Linked DNA regions of Homo sapiens: region 1 is linked to region 2. A link is a contact called in ENCODE Hi-C data. All regions are on one chromosome and are shown on one strand. The core of a region is the stretch at or near the end of the contact, and the rest is flanking DNA. Distances in the headings are between cores, read along the strand shown. Region 1 holds the start of TMEM135 (transmembrane protein 135). Region 2 holds the start of SLC36A4 (solute carrier family 36 member 4).

Region 1 (5,495 bases), core at 430-2,929, 6.2 Mb before region 2:
CGCCCCCCCGTTTTTTTTTTTTTTTTTTTTTTGAGATAGAGTCTCTCTCTGTTGCCAAGGCAACAGTGGTGTGATCTTGGCCCACTGCAACCTCTGCCTCCTGAGTTCAAGCGATTCTCCTGCCTCAGTCCCTGAGTAGCTACGATTACAGGAGCGTGTCACCATTTCTGGCAAATTTTTGTATTTTTAGTAGAGACAGGGTTTCACCATGTTGGCCAGGCTGGTCTCAAACTCCTGACCTCAAGTGATCCACCCGCCTCAGCCTCTCAAAGTACTAGGATTACAGGTGTGAGCCACCGCGCCCGGCCTCTCTTCCCCTTTTGCTGGTCTTCCTGGCTAGCATGTTGATGTCATGTTATTTTCTAAGTTAGGGTGGAAATCACAGGTAGCAGATGGCATAGCAAACTGTCACAAAGAGGCTGGGATCCCTAATCGTTATGGAGCCACCATTTTATTCTAGGACTGCCTACCTTTACCTGAGAGAAAGATACTTTTATCTTTTTGCCATTGTTGTTTTGGACTTTTCATCTGAGTATTTCTCTTTTATTTTCTTCAAACAACTACACCTATCTGATATTATCTTGTTCAGTTTTCTTTGTTATTTTCTGTCTTCTCCCTCTAGAATACTAGCTTCGTGAAAATAAAAATCTTGTCTCTCTTGTTTCTGTTTGTTTCCTTAGCACAGTGCCTGGTAAATAGTAATGACTCAGTAAATATTTGTAGATGAATGAATGAAGACTAGAAGATTCGAATGGAATTCTTCTAAAGGTAGTTCGTTTCTGCTTTAAGAGACTATGGAATTTAGAAATCCAAAGAAACTGGCAGGTTTGTTACATGTGAGGAGATTGACAGAGGGGTTATATGACTCAAGCAACACAGGACCCTTGTCTTGCTAATTGTTGGCCAAGTTCCCTAGCCAGGTCTGAGTTCTAACACACGACTGCCGCCTCTACTGTGTGTGCTGTTTGGTTGATAAGCACCTATCAAAGATGCTGTAGACAGGATTGCTCCGTGGCCTAAGGTTTGGACAGGATGACCTATTGCCCTTCCCCACACACGGTCGGGGTATGAACATAGCTGAGACTTTTCAAGCCTTCGCAGGTATCACAGAGCTTGGAAAGCCCAGCACTTGGGGGTAGTTAGTTGCAACTAGCAGGCAGCCCTAGCTGTTTATTACCTGGGACTCTCGGGAAGGCAAGCTCCCGGTGCTGGGGAGGACGTTTGTCCCAGGCATTCCTCTGGCAACCCTCTTCCTCCACCAGCTCCCAACAAAGACATTTAATCCCTTTCTTCCACTACCCTCCGCTCTACTTGGCTTGCAGTTGGAAGCTGAAGTACAATTTGACCCAAGCCACCCCCTACTGCGCACCTGCCATAGCGCTTGCGCCCCGGAGCCGGGCACGGCGTCGCGGGGGTGGGGAGGCGGCTCGTCCCCGAGCTGCGCTCCCTCGCGTACAGCCTCGGCTCTGGGTGCGAAGATCCTCTCTGCCTCCGCTCACCCAGCCGCGCCGCCGCGCGGGAACGCGCCCCAGCGGATGCCCTCTTGAGGGAGCGCGCACGCGCCGCCTCTCCCCGCCTCCCCGGTGCGCGTCCCGCCCCCTTGAGCTGCGATACGCCGAGCGCTCAACATCCGAGGACTTTGGCCCAGAGTAACCCCGCTCTCGTGACCTTTCCCCTCCATTCCGCACCTCCGAGTGCTGGCCGGGCGAGAGGCTGGCGGCTGGGCTCTCGCGCCCCTCCCTGCAGGGCTCAGGCTCTCCCCCTCCTGTCTTCTCCGCGCTGTTCCTCGTCATGGCGGCCCTCAGCAAGTCCATCCCTCATAACTGCTATGAGATCGGCCACACTTGGCACCCTTCCTGCCGGGTCTCCTTCCTGCAGATCACCGGGGGCGCCCTGGAGGAGTCCCTGAAGATCTATGCTCCTCTGTACTTGGTGAGACCCGTCACCCGTCCCGCAGGGCGAGTTTAGTCTGGAAGATGGGCCGGGGGCTGCAGTTGGTGCTCCCGAGGGGCTCTGGGGGACTTGCCTTGTGTCGGGCTCTCTTTTGGAGGGGTCGGAGTGTTTTGGGGGGTCGGTAGGGGGAAGGGGGAGGTCGCAAGGGAAGGATATACCAATTCCTGCAAGGGAGAAGGAGGAGGGGAATTAGAGATTGAGCTGTCATCTGAATGCCTGTTGCTAGGAAGAGGATGGCTCCCAACTTTTAGAATTAAGTTTAGGACACTTAAAAACGTTAATTCAAAGACCAGCCTTATTTTCCTCTGGCCTGCCTTGTGATGGAGAGGTATTTGTAGGTCAGCGAGGCTATGAGAAGGACCTGCAATCTTTCCTCATCTAGTTTCCCCTGTTTTATTTTGCTTTTTTTTTTTTTTTTTTTTAATGAAGAAGGCATATTTGGCCCTAAGTCCCTGTGGCCTCAGATCTTGACTCAGTTTTGAGATGACAGGATTGTGATTTGGGGGTTTTGCAAGTGTTTTTGCAAGTTCACAGAACAGACTCCTGGGTTGAGATTGTGTGTGGTGATTTAAAGGGTGATGCCAGTCTTTCAGTCAGTGAACTTGGTTAGGACATCTGACTTTGTGTCACCTAGGACCTTCTGTTACACAACTTTACATACAGGGCAATTAATAGGGAATATTTGGCAGTATGTATATGTAACACTGAGGACTATTAAAGATGCTCTTAAATGTTCTCCGCAAAATCTTTTTTTCAATAATCTTATCCTTGATATTAAAGATTTATTATTACTTTGGCCATTGAAGTGCATTGTCTCATTTTCTTGCCTTACAGTTTGTGTCCTAAGAAGACAGATCATATTTTTTGTATGTCTTCTAAAAGTTTCAATATTCAGCAGATGATCAATTATTATTTCTCATTGAAGTAATTTAGATTTATACCCTAATGTTCCTGAAAGTGTGTCATGGCTGTATCTGTAGTACTTCTTGAAAAGTCTGATTATGTATTTCAGAGATAACACAGGAGAAGGTGATGACTTTGTTTGAGGTTGCAGGCACCCATTTCATTTTTATTGTATAGACTGATGCTTCTCACATTTTCATGTATGTTAGGAATCCTCTGAGGATTATGTTAAAATGGGGGTTCTAATTCATTAGGTCCTGGTGGGGCCTGAACCTCTGCTTTCCTAACAAACTCGTGGTAATGCTGATGGTGGGGGCTGCACTTTGAATAATAAAGATCTAGAGTAGAGGCCAGTAATTGTTATTGGAGCTGGAAATTTTTTCCTTGATTTTCTTTGGCAAAGATTCATGTTTATCTGCTTTTCCACATTCACTGTGGCCAGTCTATGTCTCAGAATTTTTCTTTTTATTTTTGGATACAGGGCCTTGTTGTATTGCCATTCTGGCTGGAGTGCAGTGGCGCAATCACGGCTCACTGCATAAGGCTCAGATTTGTAAAAAATAAAACATCTACAAACATTATTGAGCTCTTGATATACAACTATAGAAAAGATTGTTCCTGCTGTGAGAGGATTATGATATAGGTGGAAAGAGAGTTTATGCTATCTACTTCTCCCTCTGAAAATCCATAGCACTTTTCATTCATTAATTCATTCACTTAACAAATATTTGTTGAATGCCTGATACTTGTTATATCAATAGCCTAGACAATTTATGGATTATAGTCTATGATAGGGACATTCAGGGTAGCAATAGAAACATAGGTTCTCCTACTCCAACAAGGTAGGTTGGGGGTGTTCAGGAAAAGAGTTGTGTTTTACTACTATATCTCCAACAAGATTAAGTACTTATTGAGGATAAATTTTCCATCTCATGTGGCCTTGTACCCTTACATCTGTGTATTTGAAAATTTTGGTTGCTACTCCTCGGTAGTTGTGAAATAAAATTAGTGGGAACTGAATAGCATTTTATTTTATATTAGTGAAATGGAAGAAAATAAAAAATGTTAGGACATATTGCGCATACTAAGGGTAAGCATTATTTCATGACAGTTTTGTTTCAGTTATCCATGTAGGTATGGGTGGGGCTACTTGGAGCATATAGCTGTTCTCTTTGTGAGTGTTGGATAGTTGATTAAATGTATACCCCCATGTACTAAGATGCAAGGTGGTGTGGTGGAAAGAAATTGGACTTTAAAAAGTGATCAGGCCAGGTGCAGTGGCTCACGCCCATAATCCCAGCTCTTTGGGAGGCCGAGGTGTGTGGATCACCTGAGGTCAGGCGTTCGAGACCAGCCAGCTTGACCAACATGGTGAAACCCCATCTCTACGAAAAATATAAAATTAGCTGGGCGTGGTGGCACATGCCTGTAATCCCAGCTACTCGGGAGGCTGAGGCAGGAAAATCACTTGAACCTGGGAGGTGGAGGTTGTAGTGAGCTGAGATCATGCCATTGCACTCCAGCCTGGGAAACAAGAGCAAAACTCCATCACAAAAAAAAAAAAAAGGGATCAGGGTATCAGGATTTGAATCTCAGCTCTATCATTTACCAGCTATTTGACTTTGTATATGTTACTTTATCTTTCTTTTTGAGAATTAAATGAAATCATGCATTGATGATGTATCACATATTTTCTAGTTTATCATAGGTTTTGAATAGTTACGCATATTTTTCTTCCTCCCTTCTCCGGTGGCACTTAAGAGTGAAGTTCATGGAAGGTGGGTAGGGAAGGCCTCTTGAAGTAGGTGGCCCTTGACTTGTGCCTTGAGGGTAAGGCTATACAGACATTTATTCATGCAGTAGACATTTATAGCATACCTATTCTTAATGGAGAGGAGGGAGGATAATGTAAACTGAGGCAGAAAACTAAGTGGTTTTGTAAGAGAAGCAATGAATACATTGTCTATAACAGAACGTTTGCGTACAGGAGTTGTGAGCGATAACAACTTACATTTATTATGTGCTTAGTCCTTTACGTATTTTATCTTTTTTAACCCTTACACAACCCCAGCTTATTATCCCCATTTTATAGGTAAGATACCTGAAGGTTAGAGACATTAAGTGATTCACAAGATTTAGAGCTAGTAAGGAAAAAGACAGGATTCGGTTCTCATTTTTTTTTTTTTTTGACTGAAAGACTGAAGGACAGGCTAAAGGAGCCACTGTTCTGTGTGCATGCTATTGAGGTTTCTTTTTGAACAAAGGGGTTACAAGTACAAAATGATGCTTTCAGATGCTAAATCTGGTAGCACTGGGAAGACCGGATAGAAAAGATTTTTGAGAAATTGATGCAGCAATTTCACTAAGTAGTGGAAAGAGTCAGAACTCCTGTGGAATCTCACCCTGCAATTTACTATCAATATGATCTTTAGAAAAATTACCGAATCGCATGGAGCCTTAGTCCCCTTGCTTTGCAGAAGATGATTGTACCCATTTTTTAAGGTCTGTTGTGAGGAGTTAAATAGGGTAATAGTGCATTAATTATGATATATGTCTCTATCTTCTGTTAAAACAGTGGTTTGTATTTAGACTAGTGTAGTACCTCATTAAATGCTTAATATATGTCTAAATGAGTGAAG
Region 2 (5,948 bases), core at 2,158-4,657:
TTTTTAAATTAAATAACACTTGGTCATTGTAGAAAATCAGAAAATATATAAACATTTTTGAAATTAAAAATTACTTCATTACCCACAAATTACTACTGTTAACATTTTAGAGTACATGTTCACAGGCACACACACATACACACAAACAACTCTCATTATGTTCTCATTCTGTCTCCTAGCTTTAAATACTATCTATATGCTGATAACATCCAAATTTACATTTCCAGACCAGACCTTTCACTAATGCTAGACATAAAATCCAATTGCCTACTTGACATGTGCACTTTGATATCTAATGGACATCTCAAACTTAACATGCCCCAAACTGAACTGGTCTTCACCAGCAAGCCTGCTATTCCTGCAACTTTACCCATTTGTATTAGTTATCTATTGCTGTATAACAATTTATGGCTATTGTCCGGAGCCCTCAGTTTTGTGCAACATGGAGCTTTCCTTAGGGCTGCTTGAGTCTCCTCACAACATGACAGCTGGCTTCCCTTCAAGTGAGTGATTCAAAAAGAGAAGGCAAGGAGGAAGGCACAATGCACTTTATTATCTAGTATTGAAGTCATACATCATCACTTCTACCATAATCTATTCATTAGACACAAGTTACTAAGTCCAGCCCCCACTTGAAGAGAAGGAAATTAAGTTTCTCCTACTTAAGAGAAAAACATCAAAGACTCTGTAGGTATATTACAAAACCACCATAATATCCCAGTTAATAACAATTTCATTCTTCTAGATACTCAGGTCCCTGGAGTCTTCCATGTCTCCTCCGTTTTACTCTCTAACCCTCACCCATTCTGTCAGGAAATCACACTGGTTCTTTCAAAATATACCTAGAGACTAACTATGTCTATTCACCTCCACTGCCACTACCATACTGCTCTGAAGGACACCCATATCTTTCCTGAATTACTGAAATATTCTTCTGCTTTTACTTTTGCCCCCTTACAGTTTATTCGTCACATGGCAGTCAATGCAATCCTTTTAAAACAAGGCAGATCATGACACTCCTCTGTTCAAACCCTGCATTGTTCTCCCCTTCCCTCAGGGTAAAAGTCACAGTTTACATTACCTACAAGACCCTACATAATTTGGCCCCATCGCCACCTCCATCACTCTGCTTCAGCCACTTTGTCCTCCTTGCTATTCCTTTAGTTATTCTTTCTGCCTGGAGTAGTCGTTCCCCAGATATCCATTTGGCTAATTTCCTTACCTCTTCCAGGTCTTTACTCAAATTGTACCTTTTCAATAAGGCCCATCCCAACCATTTTATAAAATACTGTAAACTGCCTAGCCCCCACCCTCATTCCTGATTTCCCTTACCCTGCTCTTGTTTTCCATAGCACTTTTCACCTAACATACTATATAATTAACTGGTTATTGTCTTTACTGCTTACTCTCTGCTTCCCATTACTAAATACAAGCTCCATTAAGAACAGGAATTTTTATCTGTTTTGCTCACGATGTATCTCAAGTGCCTAGGGGAAGCTCAATGAATATGTGTTGAATTAATGAAAATATAAAACTTAAAAAAACTGAAATAATTTGAAACTTTTTTTCAGTTAAAGAAAATGTACATGCTGAACATCTTTCCACATCACTTTTAATGGTAGGCAATGTAAAACTATACCACAATTTAACCAATTTCCTTTCATTGTACTTTAGTTAACAGCTTTTCTCTATATACTATAATGAAAACCTCTTGATATAAGTATGGGTTACATTACTTATTTCCTCGGGAAATATTCTGAAGGAGAATTGCTGGGTCAAACGATAAGCACTTTTTTTTTTTGAGACAGAGTCTCGCTCTGTTGCCCAGGCTGGAGTGCAGTGGCACGATCTCGGCTCACGGCAAGCTCCGCCTCCCGGGTTCACGCCATTCTCCTGCCTCAGCCACCCGAGTAGCTGGGACTACAGGCGCCCGCCACCACGCCCGGCTAATTTTTTGTGTTTTTAGTAGAGACGGGGTTTCACCGTGTTAGCCAGGATGGTCTCCATCTCCTGACCTTGTGATGATCCGGCCGCCTCAGCCTCCCAAAGTGCTGGGATTACAGGCGTGAGCCACCGCGCCAGGCCGATATGTACATTTTTAAGGCTAAATATATTATCCCTTTCCTGCCAGCAATGCATGAGAATACCCATTTCTCCATATCCTCACTAAGACAGGTTATTAATGAATGAAACCTGAGTTCACATTTGGGTTCTGCCATTAATAAGCTTAAAATTACTGTATCTATAAAATGGAAATCATGATAGCACCTATCTCAGTTGCTGTGAGGATTAAAGACAATGCATAGGTAAAGCACTTAGCACAGTGTTTGCACACAGTAAGCACGCAATAAAATGTTAAGTTTATTGTTTCTACCATTATTACGGCCTGAAAACAATTCCATTGCAAAGTGCCCTGCAGGCTATTAGAGGAATAACAACAACCTATCAGTTACTTATAATACGGTATTTTTTAAAGTTCAACGGTTTTCTTGAAGATTCCATTTAGATTTAATTTTTTAATTACATTTAATCAGCATCGAATGAAAAATACTCCCAAGTACAGTACGTATAACTGGGAGAGCGATCATTTTACCACCCTGATCCTTACTTTTTTATTTTGGACAGCGGGAAACCGTAAACAAACACGCCCTGTCGCCAAGAAACAAGATGGGAGGAAAGCAGCAAAAAACAAACAAACTTTGCCAAGTGAGCAAGCTACAGGTATCTCCTGTTCATTCTGGTCAGCACGACCTGTTCGAAACTCTGGGATAACAAGGAGTAAAATGAGGATTCATCTGGAGATTCCGAATGGGGCTGCAGCATTTGAAAAGCAGAACAATGATAACTTCCTTAAAGCATCATTGGGAAAAAAACCGTGAGTCACGGCGCAGGCTCTTGCGTCTTTGACGTGTACCCACAGGGCCCCGCCCCACTCAACACACACACTCACCCACACGCGCGCGCGCAAACACACACACACATATTTTAACGCCCTATTCAGGCCTGGGCTTCGTCTGACCAAGTTCTCGGGGTCAGATAACCGGTTCCTTTGCGGATGCTGACCACGGGGTCAGTTAGCAATCGGGCCTCAACTCAGGCCAAGCGCGGGGCCCCTGGAGGTGTGGGCGCACCCGACTCCCGCACAGACCCCCGCCCACGTCAGCCCCGGCTCCCTGCCCACGCACAACACCGACCTAGCTCCTCGCGCCTCGCCGCCCCGGCAGCCGCCGGCGTCGCCGCCGCTTCCATCTCTCGCGGGTCTCCAGGACGCCGCCGCCCGAGTGCTCACTCTCCCGCCGCTGCGTGGCCGGCGTCAGGCCCAGGCCTACCTCCCCTGCCCGGAGGGACCCGCGCCTGGTGCCCGCCTCCCTGCCCCGGCGCTCCCCAACCGCGCGGCGAGGAGCATGCGCAGTGGGACAGCCCGGCTCGGCGGGCACCGCCGGCGAGGGGCGGGAGGGGCCGAAGACCCGAGGACTGCTGCGAGGCCGGGTTGGGTAACCCGAGAGGAGGGTTGGGTAACCTGAGATCAGCGAGGGTGGGACCTTAGAGCTAGCCGAGACCCGGGCCCATAGCTCCCTGGGGGTTTTAAAGATGACGGCGAACTTAAATTTGGGGCGCCTGTCCGTATGCAAGGCGTTAGCGTTCTGTAAGTCACCTTGGAGAATGCGAAGAAGGACGGGATTTGTCCCCTACCCATGCTGAGGTTCTGACTACTCTGGTTATTCGTCTCCCTGTTTCTATAGTTAGAGTTACAGGAGACACTTAAATAGAATTTAATTAAGTCATATACAATTTCACTTTCAGGATATTTCAATGTCCTTCCAGATATTTGACGTTGACCGTGGTGCTGAAAGAAAATTAAGGTAAAGACTAAGTGTACTGATGTAGTTTCAAGTACTCCTAAGCACCATACATACATTATCTTTAATTCTGACTACAATTTGTGAGATAATTCTAATATTTACATTAACGCTAAAGATGAAGGGATTAAGGCACGGAGGTAAGTAACGTGTCTGGGGACAGGAAGCTTGTACATGGCAGAAGTAGAATCCTTCTGCCTTCAGAGCTGGAGCTCTCGAAAAATATGCAAAGCTGGCCTCCCAGATGGGTACCAATGAATATTCGATGAATCAATGGATGAAGCAAGCTTTTGGTTTAAAAGGAAAATATTTATTTTAATTTTAAAATCGCTTTCTTTTTTTTTTCACTTCATAGTTCTTGGAAGTCAGTACACCAGACAATCCTTTTTATTTGTGTCCGTTTCATTCAGTGGGGTTGCTTTAGGAAAGGGTTTTTTTGGGGGGGAGTGGGTCTGATTAACAGTCACTGATGTAACTATATGGCAATGGTGTTAAATATTTAAAATTCTGAGATTAAAAAGGTACGCAGTTACATACTATCTACATCTTTCCTCCTGTTGCATCCTCTGTAGGCTTTCACTAGATAACTAGTGATAATGACAGTTTGCCAACCCCCTTTCTTTTCCTTTAAGTGAACCCAATTTGTTCACATACATACACATGCAAATCCCAAAAGAAGGTTTTATTTGAAGTGTTCCTGACAAATAAAGGGGTAAAGGAGATTTTTTTTAAAAAAGAAGAAGAAGAAGAAATCTATTCTGGAACATAGCTAGAGCAATGTTCCCTAACCTGTGTTGGGGTGGATCACCTGGTTAAAGATCAGCAGGAGAGAAGATAGGCATCAGACAGAAATTATAGGACCAAGGTAATTTTCCATAAACCACTCATTATAATGAGAACATGTGGGACAGCATCTTAAAAGAACATTATCCTTTGAGAGTTAAAAGGGATCAAAAGTCATTGTCCCCTAATCTCAGCTTCAGGGAAAGCAGATCTGGCAATATGGAAGGAAGAAAAGTTTGACTTGTAGTATAGGCCTGAAATCTTTTGAAGAGGGTTGGGCTGAGGTAGGAGGCCCAATGTCTTTACAGTGATGTGGAGATAAAGCAAGTGATAACAATGATCATAAGATTCAAGAGAAATATGTTTTTCATGCATCTCTACTTGAGAACATATTTACTAGGACTTCTACTCCAGGTCTTATAAATTAGAAGCAGATATAAAGTACAGCTGTATCAAAATAGAGACATTATACAGAATGTGACAATTTGAACCCTGGAAATTCATTTCTTTTCCTGACTTTAACTTCTTGCATCACATCTTAACTACTTCCTTCTTTGCAACTGCAGCACTTTGTTCGTATCTCTGTTACAACACTTCTCCACTTATAATTATTCCTCTTTCTGGGCTTTATACTATGCTGTATACTATTATGTGCAAGGCACTGTGCTAGGCCTGTTGAGGAATTAACTGTATTTGTCTTTGTCCAAACAGGCCTAGCACAGTGACTTACAAATACCAGTCACTCAATGAACAGTTGTTGAAAGTTACTGAATATAGCCTCATAGGTATATGAAAGGAAACATTTAGAAGTCTTTAATGTATTCAAGCACATTTTACGGAGCACCTTCCATATATCAGGAAGTATGCTAGATGCTGGGGCTAGAAGGGCAAATAATGTTGGTATGGTCCCTACTGTCATGGAGTTCATAGTATATAGCATGTGACAGAACAGAACAAAACAAAATACTAAATATGTCATTACAATTGTTGGTTAGGAAAATAACAGGGTACCACCACGGAACCTACTTTAGATTGAGAAGGTGGGATAGTCTTATCTGAAGACACTTAAGCTGACACATGAAGGTAAGAAGGAGTTGGCTTGGTGTGTGTAGAGGGAAGAGCATTTCCAGCAGTGAATCTAGCCTTTCCTCTTTTACAGATGGAGAAATGGTTCTGTTTTAGACACCTGTGGAACATCTAGATAGAGTTGTCTATTATATAATAGTTAGATCTCTAAAGTTTTCTTATGTGAAAAATAATGTCACCAACCTTACAAGTTGTGAAGATTTAATGAGATAAAATATA

Evidence for each region. Hi-C counts contacts between places; a loop is a spot of excess contacts on that map. Pooled maps may share reads with other maps.
Region 1: a map of CD8-positive, alpha-beta T cell shows a loop between it and region 2 (17-fold over the local background). The contact joins the promoter of TMEM135 here to the promoter of SLC36A4 in region 2. A Hi-C loop is called at or near these places in 3 of 168 maps with a recorded cell type or tissue (B cell, CD8-positive, alpha-beta T cell and naive thymus-derived CD4-positive, alpha-beta T cell) and 7 of 50 pooled maps.

The regions. Positions count from the first base shown.
Region 1 is chr11:87,036,255-87,041,749 of GRCh38, forward strand. It overlaps TMEM135 (transmembrane protein 135), which reads left to right and starts at 1,680. Exons shown (of 15, transcript NM_022918.4): 1 at 1,680-1,932. The coding sequence starts at 1,792. LOC105369422 (a long non-coding RNA gene) reads right to left here and starts at 1,541. Exons shown (of 5, transcript XR_007062827.1): 1 at 1,370-1,541. RefSeq lists an enhancer at 1,155-1,655 and a silencer at 1,312-1,701.
Region 2 is chr11:93,194,584-93,200,531 of GRCh38, forward strand. It overlaps SLC36A4 (solute carrier family 36 member 4), which reads right to left and starts at 3,408. Exons shown (of 11, transcript NM_152313.4): 1 at 3,195-3,408. The coding sequence starts at 3,249. RefSeq lists a silencer at 3,170-3,549.